Regions from separate parts of the Homo sapiens genome. Here regions 1 and 2 are each linked to region 3. Evidence: chromatin loops called from intact Hi-C (ENCODE). Cell type or tissue: endothelial cell of umbilical vein. All regions are shown on one strand.

Region 1 (8,000 bases), 110 kb before region 3:
CAGTAGCATTTAAGGATTGTCTTTATTATTCATTGAAGTATTTTTTAATTAAGAGTTAAGAGGCATAGTTCTAACCCTGAGTTGGAATAAATCAATTCTTTTTTCTCTAATGTATTCAATGCCTCTTCTTTTTATTATCTTAAGATAGCATTGGTTGATGAAGGTCAAGTTGAACAAGCGGGCCCACTAAGCTAAGAGATTTTAAGATGTATACCTAAATATAAAAGTGTATTGTGAATATAATAATTTATTTCAATAGTAAAGTTAGGAAATGATGCCTTAATTTAATAATACCCTAAAATTTTCTGTCTCACACAATGTTTCTGTAAAATGTTGGTCATAGAACTCAACACAAATTTGGAAACTGGCAAAAGATGTACAGGAAAATACTGGGGTGAAAAAGGAAAATAAATGATGAACACAAAAAAACACACAGTAGAAAAAGAAGAATGGTCTAAAGGAGCAGATATAAATTGTGACCAAATATGTTGTTATTCAATAAGAAAATAATAATGCAACAAGAAGTGACATAAATCAGCAATTCAAAGCCCAGAAATAAGAATTCAGGAAAGAGGTAGTAGATTCCAGTGACAATGCATGAGTTAGCAGAACACAGGAAAGACGCAGAAGAAAAAAAATAATCTCTCAGTTGTGAAGTCAACATTAGGGGCAACACAAGTTAGAACAATCATGAATAAAAATAGAATGAAAATACAACAGGACTGAAAAGTAAACTAAATAAAATAAAAGGAAAAAAGTTTTTTTAAAAAACAGATAAAACATGTAAGAAAGATTTTTAAAGAAAATCCAATAAAATCCGCACACTAAAATCTGAAAACCGAAATTGCAGGACAAAAAAAAAATAAAATAAAGATGTAATTAAAGAAAAAAGTGTATTAAATGAAACTTTTGTTTGTAAGTTAAAAAAGAGCACTATTTCTCAACGGGAAAAAAGTGTTAGAGTAGTACATATATTTTAGAAACTCTACTAAGCTTTAAAAAACTCTACTTTATTAGAAAAAGATTAGAAAACAACCTAAGTGTCTACCAGTAAAAAAAGGAATTCAAGTTAATTTGATTTACTCATAAAATGAAGTATCATACAGCAGTTAGATGAGGTAACTCTTTATGTGCTAATATGAAAAAAAACTTCATGATTTTTCTTAAGTTAGAACAAATCAATGTACATAGTATTATATATGTATTACGATTTCTATTTAAAAAAACAATATGCATGACATATATGCTTGAAAATGAATAGATTATCTCTAGAGGCACACATTTAAAAAGTATAACATAACGACAAATACCTGTGGGTAGCGAACAGGATGGCCGTGATACAGATATAAGACTGAGAATGATTTCTCATGTTCTCGTGCCTTTTATACTTTGTAGCATGTGTATATATTACCTATTCAAAACAAATAATGAATTTTAACTTTAAAATGGCTGCCAAACCTGTTTAATTTTTCTCAGGGGAAAAATTACAATAACAACTGAATATCCATACTGTTCCTTTTGGCAGGTGTTTTTCAGCATTTTAATAGATAATGCTAAATATTTCCTTCCAACATGTTTAATGCCTTCAAATACTTGGAATAGCACTTTACTGCTAACTAATCCTGAAGGACCCACGAAGACAGAGGTACTTAAAATTATACATTTGGCAAGGGTTTCACTAAAGTTCCCCAATAATTGGTAACATTTCCAGGGAAATACGCCTCTTCCATGCTCTGTGGTACAGAACTCTGGGATCTCAACCAAGGCATTGGTTCTTTCACAAGAAAGAAAAATAATCAATAAGACCCTTAAATACAAATACAATTTATAGTCTTCAATTTACATAATGGAATGTTAACATGATAACTATGGTTTTCTTCCATCAATATCTGAATCTATATATACCCTAGGTTGTTGGAATGTAAACAAAATAAGCATGAGGACCTGCCTAAAGCCCATGTCATTTCCCCACTTCAATAAGAGGCACCAAAATTTTGGTGTCATAACCACACCCAGACAGAATTCCTTTAACCTTCATGCTACTCGCATGGATTCCTTTCTTTTTTCCATTAACATATAAGGGGAAGTAATAACAAAGAGCAAAAAAACCAGAATAACATGCCCAGTCAGGTTCTTTATCAGATTCTCAGATCTGTTTTCTGATCAAGATAGATGTATCTCTCTGTAGAATTTTCACCATAGAGGCTTCTGTATTTTTTGAATAAAGGAAGTATGACTGTTACACAAAAGATATTATATTTGCCTTTTTTTTATACAGTAAGTCTTTCTCAGTAAAGAAAGTGGTGTCTTGTTTTACATTCTGGCCCACATTTCTTATTTCCATTTCCGACTGCAGCACTCAGAAAGAGCTTACTTAGAAAGGCACTGTGATAGCATATGCCTAGAGGACATCCTTAGGTTGAGTGGTCAGGAGTCAATAACACTTAAATCTGAGATGAAGATGCCAATAATGAGACTGTCATGCAAAAATCTGAGGAAGAGCCTTCTAGGCTAGTGCAAAAACACCAAGACAAAAATAAGCTTATTGTGTTTTAAGAAAAAATTGGAATTTAGAAAAAATAGAAAATCCATAGGAGATGAAGTTGAATCATGTAGGGTCTTATAAGAGCATTAGGTCTTGTTATTTTAAGTTCAGTGGAGAGATATTGGAAGGATAATGAGCATGGTAATAACATGATCTGACATAGATTCAAAAAGATCACTGTGACTCTATGTGACAAATAGATTCTTGGGAAAGGTAGCCCTAGCAGAAACAGGGAGACCAATAAAAAGGCTATTGAAATAGTCCATATAGGAAATGACTTGGGCTGAAATAATTGTGGCTTGAAAGAGAATAGTAGTAGTTAAGTTTCAGATAAGAGAAATAAAATATACTTTGAAGGTGAAATCATCAAAATTTTTAATGTATTAAATATGGAGTGTGAAGGAAATGAGTTCTTGGGAATTGCTAAGATTTTTGGTTTGATTAACTGCATATTGTGGTGGATATTGTGGTGAGATGAGATAGGGAAGCTGAGATGGGGAATTTCAGGAAGTGGAACAAATCTGTGAGCTGAGTGTGTAATTCAAGTGTTCTGTTCTGGACATGCTTATAATTTGCATTGCTTATATTAAAATAAAACTCATACTTCTTAGGATAAATTATTAGATCTTCAATTTTGATCCAGAATCTCTCTCCAACCACCTACCTAGTTAATCCCAATAAAGATACATAAATCTTATCTTCTAAAACCAACTGCTATTTTGTTTTCCTTTGAATTACTAACATCTGCATACTTTCCTAATGAAATATTACACATCCTGTATAGTAAGCATGTATCAGTTTCTTTCTGCAGCTTTCCATGACACTTACCAGGCACAATTGCTTCTCTCTAGGAGTAGTCTTCCACTTTATCTATACATTCTAATAGAAGGTATGAAGAGTGAGTCAGTATTTAATTCATATAAAAATTTCCGGAAACTAGCTCAGCTAGTTTCATACAAGCAAACTTTTGTATGGACTAATGCTGAAAAATAGCTCACAAACAGTATTTTCAGTTCCACCACATATAAGAATAGTAACCACTCTTCCTAGATACATCTTCAAGCAGAAAGGTCAAAGGTATAGTTGGAAAACCAAAGGTATGATTTGAAAACTACTAGCAAAAATATGACTTTTCTCAAAGCAAATCTTTTATAAGTATCTTTCTATTTTTGTTGTAAAACATTTCATTTTGGTTGAAGAAGTTAAAGTACTATCTTCAACTTTTCTCAGTTCCCACTACTTTGCTAGTAGTAGATATTGTATAAAAGAACACAACTATTTCCATTCTAAATTTATATATTTGTAATTAAACCACACTGTTTTTTCTCAACTTGCAGATATGGGTCAAGAATCTAATAGTAATTCAAAAACTAAGAGGCAATGATAGCAGTGGATTTGGCTCAACTGTGGGACCTATTTCAGAGAAGGATGAGTGCCAACTAAATGAGTATGTGCTCTCCCTCTGATTCTTTTTACAACTATAGGAGTCTGCCAAAAATCTGTATATTGCTGGCAGGCAAGCAAAGCCAATCCAAGCACCTGTGTTGCAAAACTCAGCAATTGTTTGATTGCCACTACTGATCCATCTGTGAGACTGGTACTTGCCACATGTCAGATGACTCACATAAAGTGAATTGGAAGGGAAATTCCATTAGATAAGAAGGACAGCAAAATTAATATATAATTTGTTCTTTGTGATTGAAAAAAACTGATAGAAAGTGAGGATTTTACAAATATCAGAATAGATTAGTAATGGCTGTTATGTGACAAAAGGAAAACTTTTAGTTTGAAAAGAAACTAAAAAAAAATTCTATAATTTGAGGAACATAGCCTTTGCTTTCATTAATGACTTGTTACACACAATTGGATTACCAGAATCACTAGCCCAGTAAAGAGGTAAAAGAATGATGTCTTACCAAACAATCCAAAACATTAGGTGAGTTTTATTAATTTAGATTAAGTAACAAAATTTTTATTAACCGAGACTCAACAAAAATTCTTTTTGAGTCAGAACTTGTCTGAGCTGAAAATACCAATATTACATTATCAATGAAAAGCCACTTAATAAAAATATAAATGTAAAAATATTTATGAGAAAATGTTAAAACTTATTTTAAAGGCTTTTCTTGTACATTTTTGTCTGCCAATATCCTAACAATGTATAAATTAAAAATAATATACAACAGCAACTGCCACTTAGATTTGCTGAGCACGTGCCAGATGAGGTGCTACAAGTATTTTATTTTAAGCCTCTTAAAGCTGTTAAAGTTAGAAAACTGGGGCTCAGAGAAGTGACCTATCTCAGCTGTCCAACAAAATGACCTATTTAACATGTTTTAAAGTAAGTTTTCTTTCTCTTTATGTTTTTTTTCTGGCACTATTCATAGTGGTACTTATCCAATAGTACTTAATAAACATTTCAATCTCTAGGCTATGGAGACAGTACAATCCAATAATACTATATTATAAACTGCATGTGCAATATTCTACCAGCTGAGAAAATCAATAGAACACAAAATACCCATGGAATAGGTCAATGAGAAATATGAAGGATAAAAACAAATATTTGTCACAATAAAGTTCAGATGAAAAATGATAAATTTGTATGTTAAGAAGCAAAGTTTCTGGCCAAATCAATTAAATGACAAAGATAATAAATGCTTCCCATATATTTGCTTTAGTCTCTTCAACTTTTAAAAGGGCATTTATTAAAACAAATCTGTAAAAATTTATCCTAAATATCTCAGTGTAGTGAGTACACAGATAATTTATATTTCAGAATTTTGCTCCTCTGTATTTTAAAATACCTACCTATTCACAGTGAAATAAAAAAACTGAAAGGCACATTTATTACCTACTAAAACAATTATCAAGGTATACATTGAACTAGATATTTGAAGTTAAATTAATTTAAAGCAATGTAAAATACTATCATGAAACTAGTAGAATAGATTTTTCTAAATTCTCAAGTGCATAGAAATAATCACTGAGAATGCATTCTTCATGTTAAATTGTGCTGATTAAAAAGGTGTTCAGGTTTTCTAACATTTCATTAGAATAATTTTCATATAGAAATGTTGAAATAATTTTACACCAAAAATTCATATATACACTGTCAACTGTGTAATTAACATTTAATATATTTACTTTTATCAGATATAGCTTCATCTTGATGTATCTGAACATGCCTCTAGGGAACGATTTATTTTATTTTTGATGCATTTCAAAGAAATGTACAGACGTCAGTCTATGTATTTTTGAAATGAGAGAGTTCCCCTGACCCCTTCATAGGACTTGTGAACAGGGTGGCTCATTTACTCAGCCCACAGCTCTCAGCCCCTCACAGGAGGGCAAGCACGGAGGTGAAAGGGTACAGCAGCTGGGGTGAGTGCCTTTGGGCACTGGCAGGAAGGAACCCCTTGCCGGCCCTGCGGTAACATCTAGTGTTGCCTGATGCCTTGGAGGGAGTGTTATAGTGCACTCTCTTAGCTTTGCTGTCTGCGGAAGGTTAAGTGTTTAACAGCTCAGTGTGACAGCTCTCTGTATTCGGAGCTCTTGTTCAGCGTTCAGGAAGAATCAGATTGCACAAATGAATTGAAGATGGTGAATGCAGGAGATTTTATTGCTCATAAAAGTGGCTCTCACTGGGATGGAGAGCTGGAAAGGGAATGGAGCGGGAAAGTGGTCTCCCCCTGCAGTTTGGCCATCCCCCACCAAACTCTTCCCCAAATTCCTGCCGTCAAGCTGTCCCCCTGAAGTCAAGCTGCTTCTCTCTGACATCTGGCTGCTTTTTCTCTTCTCTTCTTCTCTGCCACTCCACCACTCTGCCAGTGGAGCCTGGAGTTTTTATGGGTACAGGATGGGGGAAGGGCAGGCCAAAAACAGCATTCAAGTGGGAAAACAAGAATTCATGCTCTCACTTTGGGCCTTGGTCCCAGGATTGAGGGTGTGGCCCTCGCTGGGGTCCACCCTCTTCTACCCAGTATTTCCCTGCCTCCTGTCCGTATCATTTACACATACTTCAACATGCATATTATTAACTAGAGTTCAATATTTATTTTCAGTGATTTTGTCATTGTTGTTTTTGAGGTAAACTGCACATCCAGTTAAATGCATAAATCTTTAGTGCTGCTTTCAACGAATCCTGACAAACGCATCTAGATGTTAGTTTAATATGGACTTAAGATCATCTTCTTGTTATTTTCTCAATGTCTTTCTAGTTTGGTGGATTGAGGGCTATAAATAAAAGGCATACAATCAACATTAATAAATGACATTTTATGAGCACTTTCTCAATATATATCTAGAATTCTAATATGTAAGCAAAAGAAACCAATGCAAATGGATCAAAATCTTTTCCGCCTAAGCAGCAAAGAAATTTACTAAAAATGTTTTGAGTTTACATGTTTCCATTGAAGGGCATTGAAAAGATGGTACTAGGAAGGTAGAAGAGTCAGGCTTTGACACAAGTGGAAGCCAAAACCATGGTAATAACTAGGATGATTAAACCTGGTCAGGGAAGACACAGTATAACAGATACTGAATACTGCCACAGATGCCATCATTAGCTGGAATAAGTTCATTCTGAAGCAGCTAGCTACCATGGCCCACCACCAAAATGAGTTTACTCTGTTTCTATTCATAACTCTACATTGTGATGCACAGTCCTTGGTGGATTCTCCTTATTGGTCCACCTACATTATATGTAGTATGGAAACTCTAACTGTAAGAATTTAGCAATTTTTTAACTTCTATAGTGCATGAAGGAGTTTAGCGTCCCAACAAGAACCATAAAGAAAGACATTTTCTAAATATTGAAGTGAAGTTCATATGATTAGCACCAAAAAATTACAAGTATTCAGTAAACATGCATAATTTTTTTTTCTGCTAAAGAATCCTGTAAAGTCATAACTAGGGGTTATAGAGATAAAGAGCAAAGTACTTTTCTTGTTATCACACACCACTCAGCACAATGCTTCTGACAGCAGAGTCTCCAGCAGACACCAGCTATGTGTCCTATAATTCAGTTCTGACATGGAGATATTTGTCACCTATACTTTTGACCTATCAGCTATAAATTGGAGTTCTCAAAACTATCTTCTTGAGTTTGACTGATTTGGCATGATGGCTCCCAGAACTCAGTGAAATGTTTACTAGTTTAATAAAGAAGGATATAATAAAGGCTACAGATGAATAGTCAGATGAAGAAATACATAGGGTACAGTATGAAAGGGTCCCAAACACAGGAGCTTCTGTTCCCATGTGATTGGGGTGAGTCACTCTTCTGTCATGCAGATGTCTTTGTCAACCTAGAAACTCTCTGAACACCATGTTTCAAAGATTTTTTTGAGGCTTCATCACATAGGCATGATTGATTATTAACTACTTTTCTAGTCATTCTCCCCTCTCCAGAGAATGGGGAGCTCCAAGCTTCTCATCATGGCTTGGTCTTTCT
Region 2 (8,000 bases), 190 kb before region 3:
TTGGGAGGCCGAGGTTGGTGGAGCACCTGAGGTCAGGAATTCGAGACCAGCCTGGCCAACATAGTGAAATCCTGTGTCTACTAAAAATACAAAAATTAGCCAGATTTGGTGGTGGGTGCCTGTAATCCCAGCTACTCAGGAGGCTGAGGCAGGAAAATTGCTTGAACCCAGGAGGCAGAGGTTGCAGTGAGCCGAGATCCTGCCACTGCACTCCAGCCTGGGCGACAGAGTGAGACTCCATCTCAGGAAAAAAAAAAAAAAATCTATCTATCTATCTATCTATCTATCTATCTATCTATCTATCTATCTATCTATACTTATATATACTTTTCTTTGTTATCCATATTCATTTCAGAGAATGCAGTGCTATTGTAAAAAAAATGAATAAAATTAATATAAGTTTAGAGCACTTTTTTGGCATCAGTATGCCTAAGGAAAACTAATGTATAATACAGGATTAATGTTTTTCACACCATCTCAAATCTTACTGAATGCTGCTATCTAGAAAACAGTGGTAACTGAGTTACAATGGGACCTTAAAAGCAAAAAACCACTGTGACTGGCTAACTGAAAGTGATCATAGAGCCAAAACCATAATGATTGTCCTGCCCAAGCTTCAGCATATATGGTTGCAAAATGTGCGCAGTGTTAATGCCGTGTCAAGTGTCTTGTGGTATTTCATCAGTGTCGCTTACAAGGCATACTCAACATTTAACAGCAGGATCATTAACCATCCATGCTGTGATGTAATGGAATAGTGCTTCCCTACTAACCCTGAAACAAGCTCACTGTGTGTGACCTACATCCTTCCGCTGGATGAGTGTGAGAAAATGATGACACCACAGAAGCAAAGCAGCTGCTGTAAGTTGAGCCACAAGGAAGAAACTCTCAAGACAGGAAGAATAAATGCTTTAGAGGTGCACTAAAATAATGAATGAACTAATGTGGCATAGCTGTGAAATCATGCGAGGAAAAGAACTACAGGGACAGTAACAGAAGGTGGTTCTTTGAAGTAAAGACATTGAGAAGAAGAAAAATTGCCAACTTGTGTAATCAGTTGATGTTGCTAGTTAGCCAGTTTAAACATGCGTTAAAGATAAAGATCTGCTTGAAACCAATTATTTTATTGTTTGGCTTCCTGTTTAAAGATGAAAATGAAATATGTGTATATATGTGACATATTTTACCTAGCAGTGAGTAGATGCAGGAAGCATGTAAAATGCTTTGCTGAATTCACTAACGTCACAAAATATTCCTTAATAATTGCCGCGTTTGATAGGCTGACCTTATGCTAGCACAGGAAACAATGCAGTGGACTTGGGTTGGAGAGAAGAATTTTGACATTTGGATTTTTAAAAATCATGTATATTGAACCCATGAACTCTCATGTGGAACATCAGATTTACTATATTTTAAACAGAAATGCCATCACTATAAAAACCATTGCAAATTTGTCAATATACTTCCATTTAAAAAGCCTTTTCCTGCTTTTATTGATTTATTGATTAATTTTTTTTTGAGACAGGATCTCACTCTGTCACCCACGATGAAGTGCAGTGGCACAATCGTGGCTTGCAGCCTCGACCTCCTAGGCTCAGGTGATACTCTTACCTCAGCTACCTCCCAAGTAACTGGGAATGTAGGCTTGCACCACCATGTCTGACCCATTTTCTTGCAGAAATTGAGTTTTGCTATGTTGTCCAGACTTGTCTTGAACTCCCAGACTGAAGCAATCCGCCCACTTAGGCCTCCTAAAATGTTGGGATTACAGTCATGAACCACTGTGCTCCACCTCCTTTTTCTCCTTTTCAGATAGATTATGTATTCTGTACCTTTTGTGTAACTAACTTGTTATTACATAAACTATATTCTAAATACATTATAAATTATTGTGATCATGATATTTATCATTGAATTAACACTGCCTAAGTAGCAATTTTCACAGAAAAGATAATTTTAAAAGACCAAAATGGTTATTCTCTTGGAAGCAGTTGACATAAAATAACAGAATAATACAGATTAAAATTCTGTTTTCCAACAGCTACTAGTGGTAAGAAATATAGTAAGCTTCTGATTTGTAGAAACCTTAGCTTTCTCATCTGATGAGGTGGTTAATAATATTAACTCTCATATTTGCTGAAATAATATAAAATATTTAATATAAATTGTCAATTATAATGACTGGCATAAGGTAGAATTACAACAAATGCTAATTATATTTGCTTGTTTGAAAATTTAACACTCTATTAAAAGGCAAAAAAGTGCTCACCTGCAAATATTAATACATGCCTTCTGTTTAGTCCATAGAAAGCCCACAAGTAAGAGATTCAAAAGTGAAAGCTATCACTTACAGAAGATTAAGAATATATTGCATTGAGAAGATAGGGATTAAGGAGTTTATCAAAGGTTTTTTAAAAAATTATTTTCCTGAACATCATTTCAAGAAAGATAAGCGCCAAAGACATAAATATATTCTCCAGAGCATGTGCACTGCAAGTTGACAAATGTGTCTCTTTTATAGAGTTTGGTGAAGGTTATTCATTTTATTTTTCCTGTCTTGACCAGAAAATTGTGGCTTCTCATCATGTATGACTGCCTGCAGGGTCTTCTGAATAGGAAATTACCAATGCTGAAATTTGTATGACTTAAATAAGTGTTGAAGTGTGGGGGTTGAAAGGAGATACATATCAGAGACATCCATTCAGTTAATAGAACTAAGTTTTTGATTTGCATAGCTTATATCTAGAGCATTGTGTTTCTTATTTTCTATATTACTATCTTCTCTAACTATATAATTAGCACAGATTGAAGCTATAATGGATTTCAATAATAGCACTACTTTAGAATGATGTATACGTCTTTAAATCTTAAGACAAGCATAGGAAATATGTATATTCTTAAAAAAAGGAAAATTTTTTTAAAGTTTAGAGTTAAAAGAAACATGCATTTTCTGTTACATTTCAGATTATTTTAGTTAAAGAATCTTCTATGCTTTTTTTCTTCATTCTTAGAAGACTACCTGCAATTGTAAAGCATGAATCCTGTAATACTTCTGTAAATGAATCACTATTGCATTTATACCATTAGCCTCTGAACAGATTTCAAGTTGCTGCTGCCAACTCTCGCGAGCTTTGTCAGTAACAGTTGATTGTTACATTCAGTAACACTGAATGTCAGTGCAGTCCAATTTACAGGCTGGAGCAGCAGCTGCATCCTGCATTTCCCCGAAGTATTACATGATTTTCACTCCTTGCAAACTTTGCCATCTTTGTTGCAGAGAATCGGGTAAGTTGCTCTGAATTTACACCTTCGTGTAGAGATCCAAGTTACTGTAAAGCTCATTCTGTGGGATGAGAGTGATCTCTTCATGTGTTTGTTGTGTCCCTTTGGTGCTCTGTGGGGAACAGTTACTGAAGCTTGCAAATGGGACAGAGGAAGTGAGCCAGCAGGCACATGCATCAAATCTTCCTATTATTCAGGGAACGCAGACTTTGTTTATTTAACTGCTGAGAAAATAATGAATTTATTCAACTCTGTATAAAGGACCATAGCACGTGTGGAATCACTGTGATATATATTCTTAGTGAGTTTCCTAAGAAAAAACATTTCATACTGGCTTACCCTTAAATGCATTGTTTATTGAATCTCTCTGTAAAAGTAATCTTTGATTAGTCTTCCTTTTTTTTTCTTTTTAAATGGGATAAAGTTAGTAGTTAACTTACTTTTTCCTGAACAAAATACTTTTCTCAATCAACATTTTGTCACCTAAAACTTTAACAGTAACAACTGGCAAATGAGAGGTCTGTTTATTTTATGTAAATAAAAACAAAACCTGTTTTCTAATTTGATTTACAGTGATTTATGAGCGTGTCCCCTTTGCCCTTTGTGTTCACTTTTTATATGTTTGTTTAAATTGTAGCAAAATATTTTACATTTGCTATTATTTTACTATTATAGAAATAGTAAGCAAATGTACTTTCTGCTCATCCTATAATCTTGTAAAACTATTATTTTGATAACATCAGTTCCACTTTAACCAGGGAATTAAATATTAAGGATTATAAAATCTATGAATGACTAAAAGTAAACTGAAATGTGATTTCATTGTTTATGATTTCTATTTATTATATATTTTTATTTTATGAGTATGTCTTCTACATTTTTATGAATATATTTCATGATAATAAACTCAATTAGGAGCTCCTGTCACTAGTCTGTGTAATGCCTTCCTTAATATAAACTATCTCATAGTTACAATAAATACAATGACAGTTTACTTATATAAGTAGTTACTTTGTTTAAGGATAAGCGTGAGCTTTTAAAGTGTGACTTTAACATTTGAATAAAAATCTTCAGAATTTTCTCTGGATATAAAATAAAGTAGTCTTTTGGATGCCAAATAAATTTCTAATTGGGTTATCAAAGTTCTGTTTTGTTCTCCTAATTTTTTGTTGTTGTTGTTTGTTTGTATTGTCCTAGTTTTTTAATTGTAAAAATATGTTTGGGATGTATTCCATATTTCATTTTTATAAAACATAAGCTACTAATAGCTAAACAAGTCACATCTTATCTATAAATTTGGTTCCTTCTTCGAGTCATTTCTTGATAAGTATAATATATATTTACATTGAATATTATCTTCATTTCGATGGTTTCTTGCCAGCATCTGCTCATTCTTACCAAAATTAGACGGTCCCAGATGTTAAGAGAATTGTAATTGAATAGATAGCAACCTAAGAGGAGATTTAATTTTCAGAGAAGACTCAAGAAATCTCTCTAATAAATGTTCAAATTATTCACACAATGAAGTTTGCAAATGTTCTTCCTAATTGAGGACAGATAAAACATCTTAAGTTTCTTATATCTAATGTAGTGTCTTCTATATGTATACATGCCTAAAGCATAGCTGAAGAATCCCTGAAAGACAGTGATGTAGTCTATTTATAATCAGACTTCCTCAATTCCCCACTTCACTTAGTCTGCAACAAAACAAGCTTTTTAAGTTTGATATAAAGACGTCGTTGTTCCAATTTCTTCAAATACATTTAAGAGAGCTTGTTCTAGATCATATTAATATTATCTAGATGGCTCTTTCTCTACCATTTTAAGAGGGTTTATTTCCAAGTAGAAATAAATATTTATTTAATTGTAACTTTTTAAAAGATAGGGAAATTATACACAGGGAAAATATTTTGAATATTTGCTTGAACATCTTTTAAAAATTCTTGGCTTGTCCCTTATTTTGAAAATCTGGTTGATATTCAAGTATCCCAAAAAATAGCTCTTTATACAAATTATTTTATCACACTCACATCTTATAGTATAACATTTAGTATTTTTTGTTAAAATCAGCTAGGGAATATTAATAGTACTTTCAAAATTGAATTAAAAATACAAAAAAAGATTTGTCACCTTTTTTATTTGAAAGTTATTGTTATAACAGTTTAGCATTTTCAAAAATTGCCAGTAAATTTTCTTAATTCCAAACAAAAACTCAGTTCCTCAAAAACTCAAATTCCTCAAAAACTCAATTCCTCAAAAACTAGAATGGTCTGAATTCCAAACAAAAACTCCTGTCTTTATTTCCAATATTAAATACTATTTTGATAAGCAAATTGATCTAAATTCAGATACACAGCTGTATTTGTGAAAATGTGCCCCATTTTTATGATAATGTTTATGCTACTATGTTCTCTCAGAATCATGTGAGACAGTATCCAATTGCACCAGAATTTATTAAAAGAAAAACGATCAAACCTGCACGTTGTGCACATGTACCCTAAAACTTAAAGTATAATAATAATAAAATTAAAAAAAAGAAAAACGATAATGTTTTGTTGAATATCCTAATCATTAATAAAAATTTTGAGATATAGACTCAATATTTTTATTCTATTTTCATTTATTTCTCTTTCGATTGCTCAATTACATGATAAACATATCAAAATTTTTAAAGTCTTTTAATGGCAAAACTACAGAGTAGCATGTTAGAATAGATAATACCAGATTATAAAAAGGGCAAAGTGATGCTTATTTAAAAAATAAAGTACTGCAATTAAATATAAAAACATTAGCCTACAATACACTAACAGTATATGAACATCTGCATATTTTTATATTAAAGTACACATTAAATAATATGTCATATGACACTCTGCAACAATACATATGAGTTAGCATTATATTGTCATTTTTGCAATGAATGCATGCTTACAAGAATTGCTTTGATTGTTACCAATTACATTATTTGCAAGTTGATAACTCAGATATCATTATCGAAAAATTAAAGATTTTAATTCATACCATATTATTATATAACAAGACCTACTCAGCATAAAATATAAATATCAACATATAATAAATTTTGTATTAAATCAAGTTAAGTGACATGGGAAGATATTACAACCATTTAGATGTTATAGCAACTGTTTAACATAAACAATGAAACATCACATTTCATAATTACACAAAACACAAATACAGTTTTGTAGCAACTATAGTACTTGCTTTGCAATAATATAAACTGTTTGTAGAACAAGTTTGAAAACTATCAGAGACCAAAATTTATTTCAATTTGGTGTTTGGTTTCTAAAGACAAACTAATATTCAAATAAAATCAAGGAAAAAATAGATGGCTTTTGCATTAGACTTAGAAGAACATTGACTGAGCTAGGCAAGAGGGAGAATGGGTACAACCAGGGATGATGCAATTAATTTATTAAATTGCAGCTTAGAACGAACCGCCCAATCAGCTTTGCACCTTATTCACTTTTTCTTCCCAGAGGATGTTTTCAAAACAGAAAATAAAAAAAATCATACTAGCACTTTGTTTTTCTCCAGATGCTCTCCTGCATTTATTAAAGAGAAAAGGATTAGCGGTTATCAGAAAGAAAAAAGAACTGAAGCAGTAGAGTGCCTCTAAAACTTTGATTATGTCTGAAATGTTATTAGTGTCAGGTAACAGGAAACTTTAAGTCATTGTTATATTTTACTTATTTATTTACTGTGATTTATGATACAGTCATACAATACATAATGATGCTTCAATCAATAATGGTGGTCTTATACAATTATAATATAGTATTTTCACTGTACCTTTTCTCTGTTTACATACACATACAGTTACCATTTTCTAACAATTGCCTACAGTATTCAGGAACATGTTATACAGATTTGTAGCCTAGATGCAACAGCCTATACCATATAGCCTAAAGGTGTGGTAGGCTATGGCATCTAAGTTTGCGTGAGTACACTTATAATGTGTGCACAATGATTAGATCGCCTAACAATGCATTTCTTAGAATGTATCCCTGTCAATAAATGGCATATGACAAGGATACATTATATAATAGTACCTAAATTATATATAATAGTACCTAAATATCATGAATGTAGAAATGCTGCTAAAAATATATTTTAATTATGTTTTATTGATCTTAGCACACATCTAATTGTACCAAACAGAACTGAAAAAATAATAATCTTGTGGCTTGATTTTTTTAAAACCTTATTATTATAGCAGTCATTTTATATGTAAATATATATGCATATACATATGAATATTGTTAGAATTAGATATAGAAATAGATATATCCATTAAGTATCAAGCCCTGAACCAAATGCTCCAGACCATGGATTAATAAATTGAGATATTTATTGGGATAAAAAATACTTGTAGGTCACTAGATATCCTATGACCATTGGTGAATTAGGCTGATTTGAAATATGATACCCTACGTCTGGGACATAGGCATTAGAATAGTTATTTATTCTCTTTCTTTGAGAAAATCTAAATTAAATAAACAAAGACAAAACTAATACAAATGCTTAGTATTTGTAGGATTCGTTTATTGGTTGTGTAGGTTGGATTTCAGCAACCTAATTACAGCATGAGAAAAAATAAAGGGAAGGCTTTGTACATTAATGGATCTTTGTTATTATTATGTGAATGAGAATCAGTATTTGTAATTGACTATTTTAGTTATATAAACACATTAGTT
Region 3 (8,000 bases):
ACGGATGAGACAAAGCTGTGGTTCTTGGATATTAGCAATTTCACCAATGACTCAAAAAATAAAAATAAATAAAACCTATATTCTAGCACATTATAAACAAAAACCCACTTTTTTTGAAGCTCGTATAGGTTTCAGGCATGGTCATATTATATTTATCATTGAAGCACACTAAAATAGCACTAAAATAGCAATAGTGTCATCAGGAGTAAATTTTATAGGTTTGAATTTAAAAATAATTCTTTCAGTAGCTAAAAATTACAGCAATACTGTTGGACATACATTTTACTGCTACAACATACAGTAACTGCTATAGAAGCAATAAAAATTGCTGTATTAATGTTGAGTATAAAAAGTTAATGTGAAAAAACAAGTCTGGCAGTCAAGTTGCAATGAATCAGAATTATTTTCAACTGATGATCTGAAATGTACAAGGCAAAGCATTATGGATTATTCTGTTATAGATGGTAGTGAAAACTCAAGATAGGAAAGAGTGGAATAAAGCAAAATGCACAGTGAGAAGCTGGCAACAGGAACCTAGGGAACCCATTTAAGGAGGGGCCAGCAATGTAAAAGCAGTGACAGAGACTGAAAATACACCTAAAAGTTAGAAGGAATACCCAGACAGTATAGCAGAGACAGTTGATGTACAATTATATACATACAAGTGATTTCTCTTCTCAGTTCTGTTTTCCATCCAATAATTATCTCTCCTTCCTGTGAAGCCCTGTGTCTTCAGGAGAATCTATCTCAAGCACAATTCTCAGGTGTGGGCATTGATTCTAACCAGTCATTCCCTTCCTTGACTAGCATCAGGATCACTCGGAACTTAGGAAAAAAAAAAAGAAAAAAAGCAATTCTCAGGGCCCATTCCAAAGGTTATGTTTTAGTTAGTAAGTAGAAACACAGAACATACTCTATTTTTAATCCCTGTCCTGCAAGAAGCTCTTAAGAAAACAATTTGATACATAGAAGCAACTAAGTTCATTAGAATGCCTGAGTTTGAAAGCGAAACACAGGATTTTTAAAAATTTCTCTAGGTGAATCTAAAATACAGAAAGGGTTAGAGCAACTTTTCTAAAGTAGAATTCTATACCCCTTTAAAAGGATCAATTAAAAAATATATATATATGGCCCAAATTAGCCAAAAAACAACAAAGAGAAATTGCTGATAGCTGGAAAAAAAAAAGTTATGTTTCAGGAGAAATATTTTCTGGAATCAGACTGTCCAATATGGTAGCTACTGGTCACATGTGGCTATTGGGTACTTGAAATGTAGCTAGCAAAGCTACTAAATAAAATTGTATTTAATTTAATAATTTAATTTGATAGAATAAAATTTTCTTAAATTTTATTTAATTTTATTAATCATAATTAAATTTAAAAACTGATACTCAATTTCATTATTGGAAAACTTTTAAATATATTTGAAAAAACTTTGAAATAGAATCCACTTTTTCATCTACATATATTTCAAAATATGCACTTTCATATGTATATTTAGCATGACAAAGGGAATGCACAATATCTCAATAATTTGATTATGTAGATTATGGGTGGGAATAAGTGTTTTGATTATGTTGGGTTAAATAAAATATATTATTGAAATTAATTTTATCAGGTTCTATTTACTTTTTTATGCATGTTTTCTAAAAAATTTTAAATTATATTTGTGACTCCCATTATACTTCTGCTGGACAGCACTGGCTAGATATAAGTGACTGCAAGGCATGTGGCTGTCATAGTTATCTTACCACCAGCATGAGGTTGCAATCACAGAGTATGGTAAAGTCAAGCTAAGTGCAGAGAAATTGAACAAGAGCCCTGGTGGAAATTCACTGATTTTACCAGGCTGCCAGACATTTTCAGTTATTTCTCCAGCCTTCCTGTATTAGTTAGCTGTTGCTGCTTCAAAATTTACCCCCAAACTTCGTGGTCTAAAACAATAGACACTCATTATTTTATTGTTTCTGTGGAGTGGGAATCTAAACATTCCTTGGCTAGGCACTGCTACCTCAAGGTCTCTTACAAGGCTGCAACCAAGGTGTCAGCCAGGCCTGTGGTCTCATCTGATGGCTGGGCTAGGGGAGGATCTGCTTCCAGGCTTACTCATGTGGTTGCTACTAGGATTCATTTCCTTGTAGGCTATTGGATAAGAGCTTTAGTTCCTCACTAGTTGAGGAATTAGCCTCTGGCCTCTTCAGTTCTTTGCCGTATAGGCCACTGCATAGATCAGCTCACAACATACCAGCTGGTTTCCTCAGAGCAAGCGAGAGAGCAGGGTAGGAAACTCAAGATGGAAGCCACCATCTCTTTATAACCTAATCCCTGAAATGATATCCCATAAGGTTTGTCATTAAATCCATTAAAAGTGAGTCATTAGGTCCAGTCCAAACTTGAAAGGAGTTATTACATAGGGGAATGAATATTAGAAGGCAAGAATTCTCAGAACCATTTTGGAGCCTGCCTATCAGTTTTTCATGCACTTCATCTCCAGCCTTAGAGGTGATTACTATCCTGAAAGTGGAAAATAATATTTATAGGCAAGTTTTCCTGCTTTTACCTCAGATTAGTGAATTCATAAATAACATTCATTGTTTTGATTTTTAAAAGTTGTATATATATATATATAACTTTATACATATGTATTTACAACTTATTTCTTATTTTCCTCCCTCAAAATTATGTGCATAAGTTATATCTATGTTGTATTTGATGTTGATACTGGATAATGTAGTTTATATATATACTGGATAATGTATATATATAAGTTTATATAAGGTACATTATATAATGTACCTGCTATATAATATTTTATTCAATGAATATGCCAGTTTATGCAGTAAATATTAAGAAATAGTTACCCCCATATTTATTCTATTACACAAAGTGCTACAATAGACAGTGTTCTAAATCGTCTCTGTGCATGTATGAGAGTCTCCCTTGACCCAAGATTACTGGGATATAAAGTCTACACAACTTCAAATTTATTAGATATTGCACAATTGCTTTCCAAAATGTTAAACTAATTTATCAACTCACCTGCAAAGTTACAAGTTTTTGTTTCTCTAGCACATGATTTTTAAAAACAATTTATTATATTTAACTACATTTTTCATTCTGTTGGCTATAAAATCATACGGTTTTAATTTGTGTTTCCCTGATTACTCAAGAGGTTGTGGATATTAAACTCACTTCTACATGCAAATTTTGGCAGAGTTTTTTCTCTGAGGCTTGTTTAAATGCTTCATCTCTTTTCTCATCAGCTCCTTATGATTTCTTTGTTGTTTTTTTTCTTAATCATTGGAGCTTTCTATTATTCTTGTTACAAACCCTTTTATCCAACATATGGGTGAAAAAAATTTCTTTCCAGTATACAATTGGTTTTTATTTTTTATGTTTTGTGTCTTAATTAATACAAAGTCTTAAATATTAATGTGCTAAACTTATGGTAGTATCTCCTTTATGGTTTACATTTATTATATCTTGTTTAAGGAAATATTCCTATCCAAAATGTACTAAAATATTCTTTTACTTTCCTCTTCTTAATAAATTATCCACTTGGATAATATCCACTTCTGTTTGCATTAGCATTTCTAGGAATGTGTTGGCAGGAGAATTTTCAGATTTACCTTTATCTTTTTGCCTGAACCAGAGACAACCCATGTTAACTTTTAAACCAGCCTGTGATTTTTCAATTACATAAAATCTAAAGCATACTTAATTAAATAATAGAAAAAAAGCAAATAATTTAATAAAGAATATGGTATTCAACAATTTAAAGTGTAAAGGAAAGCTCAAGAAACACTGTATTTTGTGACCTTGGTGATAACAGGTTTAGGGAGTAGTTTGTATGGAAACCAGACATCCATGAGTTGAAAACTATACCAATCTCACTAGGACAATTCTCTGAATATTTTCACCTCTCAATCTTGAGAGACTGAGATTATTCTGTACTACTCATCTGACCACAGTGGGGCCAGGAAATATAATGTAGGATATAATGTAGAATTATACTTCCTGGTTCCACTGTGGTCAGATGAGGTCATATGACTGCTTTTAGCTAATGAGTTATGAGAGTAAATTACATGTGCTGAATATTTTCTTGTAACTCTAGCGCTTTCTCCCTCTGCCAGAGCCACAAGCACATTTTATGGTGTGCTCCTTCGCCAGAATGAGTCCAGGAGTGAGGAGACTGGCAGAAGCAAAAAATGAACCTTTCTCATTGCAAGCCATTGAGATTTTGGAATTTATCACCACAGCATAACCTAGCCTGGTCTGATAACATATAAATTGATACAAATGAAGTGTAAATTCATGTCCATTAGTAGAAGGATGGGCTAGATTATGCTGTAGTAACAAACCATCTGATAATTTAGCATCTTTTAAAAGGAAAGCGTCATTTTTATCCTCATGCACGTGTCCATTATAACTTAACTGTGGGCTTTGCTTCATACTTTTCTCACTCTAGGCCTCTGGCCAAAGGAGCAGTCACTGTTTGGAATATTGCCAGTTGCCAGGGTAGAGGAAAATAGTAAGTGATGAATCATACATAAGCTGAGCTCCTTAAGCCTGGTATGACACATATTAATTCCACACATTTTTTTGTTTTGTTTTGTTTTAGTTTGGGTTCCCCAGCTGACAGTTTATGTGAAAGTGATATCAGTAGTAAGTGTTATGCAGCTAAAACATGTACGAAATTGGAGAAATGGAACTAAAAAGAAAGAAAGCCAAGTAGGGTTGCACTATCAAGCAGAGTTCCCTGAAGAGTACTTCCGGCTCCATCATCAGGTCATCAGGGCCACTCAGGAGACTGGGGAAGTCAAACCTGAAAGTTGTCCTGACCACAGGGCACAGAAGGCACAGAACCTGCATTATTCTACCCCATCATTTGTCAGTTAATTTTTAAGATTTTTTATGTGGTGATGTAAAATGCTCAGCTTTTAAAATTTTGGTGGCCCAGTAAGAGACACAGTCTATATTTTGGCAGAGAAAAACATGTGAGCCTTTGTACGCTAAAATAGCAAATGGATCACGGGGTGAGGCGGTGGGTACACTGACAGCTCTGATATGTGTTTCTATGGCTGGGCACAATATACTTAGGTTTAATGAGGCAAGCTAGTACCATATTAGCAGAAGGAGGGAGAAGTCACAATAATTAGTGAATGGCAGTAATGACAACTACAACAAAATGGACAGTTGAATAGAAATAATAGAAGCGTTCTTAGAAAAAATTATTTGACAACTAGCTGCTTCCAAGAAGGAGCAGAGGCAAGAAGGGAAGAAGAGGGGGGATAAAAGCAGAAGAAAGACAAAATATGAGAAAGCAGAGGTTGAAGGAGGGTTTTTTTTTTAAAAAAAAAAAACACTAAAAGTCCTCCGGAATTTGTAAATGCTGTTATAAAGTTTTAAAATGTCAATATGGGAGATGAGTTTGAAGATGTAGGTAAGAAGAGGTAATATATGAGAAAAAGTATTTCAGGAAACACAAGAAAATGAAATCAATTGTGTTGATGAAAATTTTATTTTCACAACATGGACAGAAACCATTTACTTAAGTAAGAAAAACAAAGAGTAGTAAGACTAATTGGGCATGAAAATAAAACTACAGGCATCAGGCCAGGGAAGTAAGGATTAGCTCAAGTGCTGTCATCCCTTTATGTTTCTGAAATAAAATCACCAACTCATTTCCTGAATGGGTGGAAAGAGGAAACCTGGGAGTAAAGGTGAGTTTGGGGTGAACGCTGAGGGGAATGTATAAAGTGTATAATAACAGTGAAAGCCAAATGAGGACCCAGATCATAAGTTTAGGGTGAAATCGACACACAGGTCTCCTCTATACATTGAACAGATCTGGTTCTGTTGTGGAGAAGGGTGTTGCAGGGTGGTGGTAAAACATAGCAATACAGAAACGAAATTCATATTTTGGCCAGAGAGTGATTAAATTGAGTTATTTTATGACATCATCTTGTAAGAAAATGAAGGAAGCCGGAGAGATCTGAAAGATAAGAAAATGAAGGAAGCCAGGAGAGATCTGAAAGATAAATAAAGTATAGAGAGTTGGGGGCTTGATATGAACAAAGATCAGCCAGAATAGAGCTAATGGAATAAAAGGCCTGCAAGGAAAGAAATTGTGTACATGTACACGGTTGAGCTCCTGAATTTCAGGGATTCTGCTGTTTAGAATGATAAGAAGATTTAGTGTATGGTATGAAATTATGTTAGAGAAATTTTGAGGTTAAGGTGTGGTGTTGGGCACTTCATTCACATGTACAATTTGGTTTAGATGATAAGGTGACCAAGAGATAAAATATAATGTAGTTGTAATTTTGGAGCACAATATTCTATAGCACAAAATGCAGTTTGTTGTTGAAACACCGCAGTTAGAACGCTGATCTCTAAAACAATGTCTAAAATTATAAATTGTGATTAATACTATCTCTCTTCCTTACTTAGCTAGTTATTATGACTAATCATATTCATTATCTTGATAATTAGACATCATAATGAATGTGAACTCTTATGTAATGTGCAAAGTGCTGGGCAAATAGTGTGTTGCCCAACTACATTGTGTACTTAAAATCTTACATAATGGCAAGCATAATGCAGCACATCAGAGCTGCCTAATGTGTGGTAAATTGAATTGAACCAATATTTGAAAATGCCAGATATCTTTACCCTTCCTTAAATGCAGTGTGATTAGGGAAAAAAGAGGTAGCTGGCCTCAGATCATACAGTATTGATCAATGTTCTCCTTAGATAAACAAGTATAATTTGAGGTAAGTTACTATCTGTCTTTGTCTAGGAAATACAATTGAATAGTCAGCAGGAAAACCAAACTGCAACTCCATTTAAGTAATAAGACACAGCAGGAAATGATATTGTTACATTAAACACCCTGAAGTGAGTTAATGTGATTATAATGCGGATTCTTTAAACAAACCAATTATAATATGCACAGGTAATAAATTATTATCACTATTAGTATGTGAAGCTAATTCTTTCATTTTCTATATTTCTTATATATGCACATTTAAAAATACTTCTTAAAACATGAATATTTGTATTTTACTGTTCGTAGTTCATCCCACCAGACAGGCTTTACTCTTCATTCAAGTATTATTTCTTTCATTCACTTATATGAAAATACTTACCAATAAGGCTATATGTGGAATTTAAATATAATACATTCCTATACATGTAGTGCATGTGTGTGTTTTAATTATTTTGTTAAAAGAAGTCACATTACAACTACATTAACTCATGGGGAAGGAAGGATTCTAATATGACAATAGTAGAACTTGCTATGTCTTATTATTTGAAAGAAGATGGCCTCAAGGAGTTTGTAAAACTCAGAACAATAACTAAATGTCAGGAAAAACATGTTTCAAGCATCACAGAGAGATAAAACTGGAGTATACACATGGAGATTTAGAGAGTAACAAATAATATTTCCTTGGAAGAATGCAGGAAAGTTTCCTAGAGAAGATACTATCTTAAAAGAATTTTGAGGGATCAGCAAAATTTCTACAATCAGAAATTAGAAGAGTTGTCAAGAGAAGATTATACAGTTAAGCTCGTCCTGAATAAGTTTGGAAAGTAATAAGCATCCTGTTTAAAATTATTTTTTAATTAAAAATAAAATGGAAATATTCTCACAGAGTCTTTTCATGAATCAATGCATATATAATTTTCAATCAATTGTTCAAAAAATATTCACTAAGCATTGATCCTGTTCCATGCAAATGGAGAGAGCTCAAGGTAGCTTAGTGTACTAGTGCTGAAAAAAGAAAAAAAAATCAGATTTGTAATCTATATAGAATTAATACTGACATTTTTTGCTAATGGACTAAAAGAGTATAAGTGAAATTAAGAATAACTACAAGGTTTTGATTTCACCAACTGAATGGATGGTGCTGCCAGTTACTGAGAAGGAGGATTGAGATCAAGAATTTGTAGACCTGTTAGTCCAAGATACCTGCGACCCATTTCTTATATAAAAT

Evidence for each region. A loop is a pair of places that touch in the nucleus more often than their neighbours do. Peaks named below come from ENCODE experiments on the same cell type or tissue, not always from the same donor. Only the 100,000 strongest peaks of a DNase experiment are listed, where the experiment ranks them.
Region 1: it touches region 3 in a loop (5-fold over the local background); 2 of 110 quality-filtered maps call a loop at or near these places.
Region 2: it touches region 3 in a loop (3-fold over the local background); 2 of 110 quality-filtered maps call a loop at or near these places.

The regions. Positions count from the first base shown.
Region 1 is chr3:165,749,860-165,757,859 of GRCh38, reverse strand. No RefSeq gene overlaps it. Among named protein-coding and RNA genes, the nearest start is that of BCHE, 84 kb to the left of the region's middle. In endothelial cell of umbilical vein, no CTCF peak of the experiment used is centred here; a DNase peak (open chromatin) is centred at 4,099.
Region 2 is chr3:165,832,599-165,840,598 of GRCh38, reverse strand. It overlaps BCHE (butyrylcholinesterase), which reads left to right and starts at 3,176. Exons shown (of 4, transcript NM_000055.4): 1 at 3,176-3,285. RefSeq lists an enhancer at 3,064-3,358. In endothelial cell of umbilical vein, no CTCF peak of the experiment used is centred here; a DNase peak (open chromatin) is centred at 3,298; H3K4me3 peaks cover 280 bases.
Region 3 is chr3:165,639,746-165,647,745 of GRCh38, reverse strand. No RefSeq gene overlaps it. Among named protein-coding and RNA genes, the nearest start is that of BCHE, 190 kb to the left of the region's middle. In endothelial cell of umbilical vein, no CTCF peak of the experiment used is centred here; DNase peaks (open chromatin) are centred at 4,505 and 5,635; H3K27ac peaks cover 1,390 bases.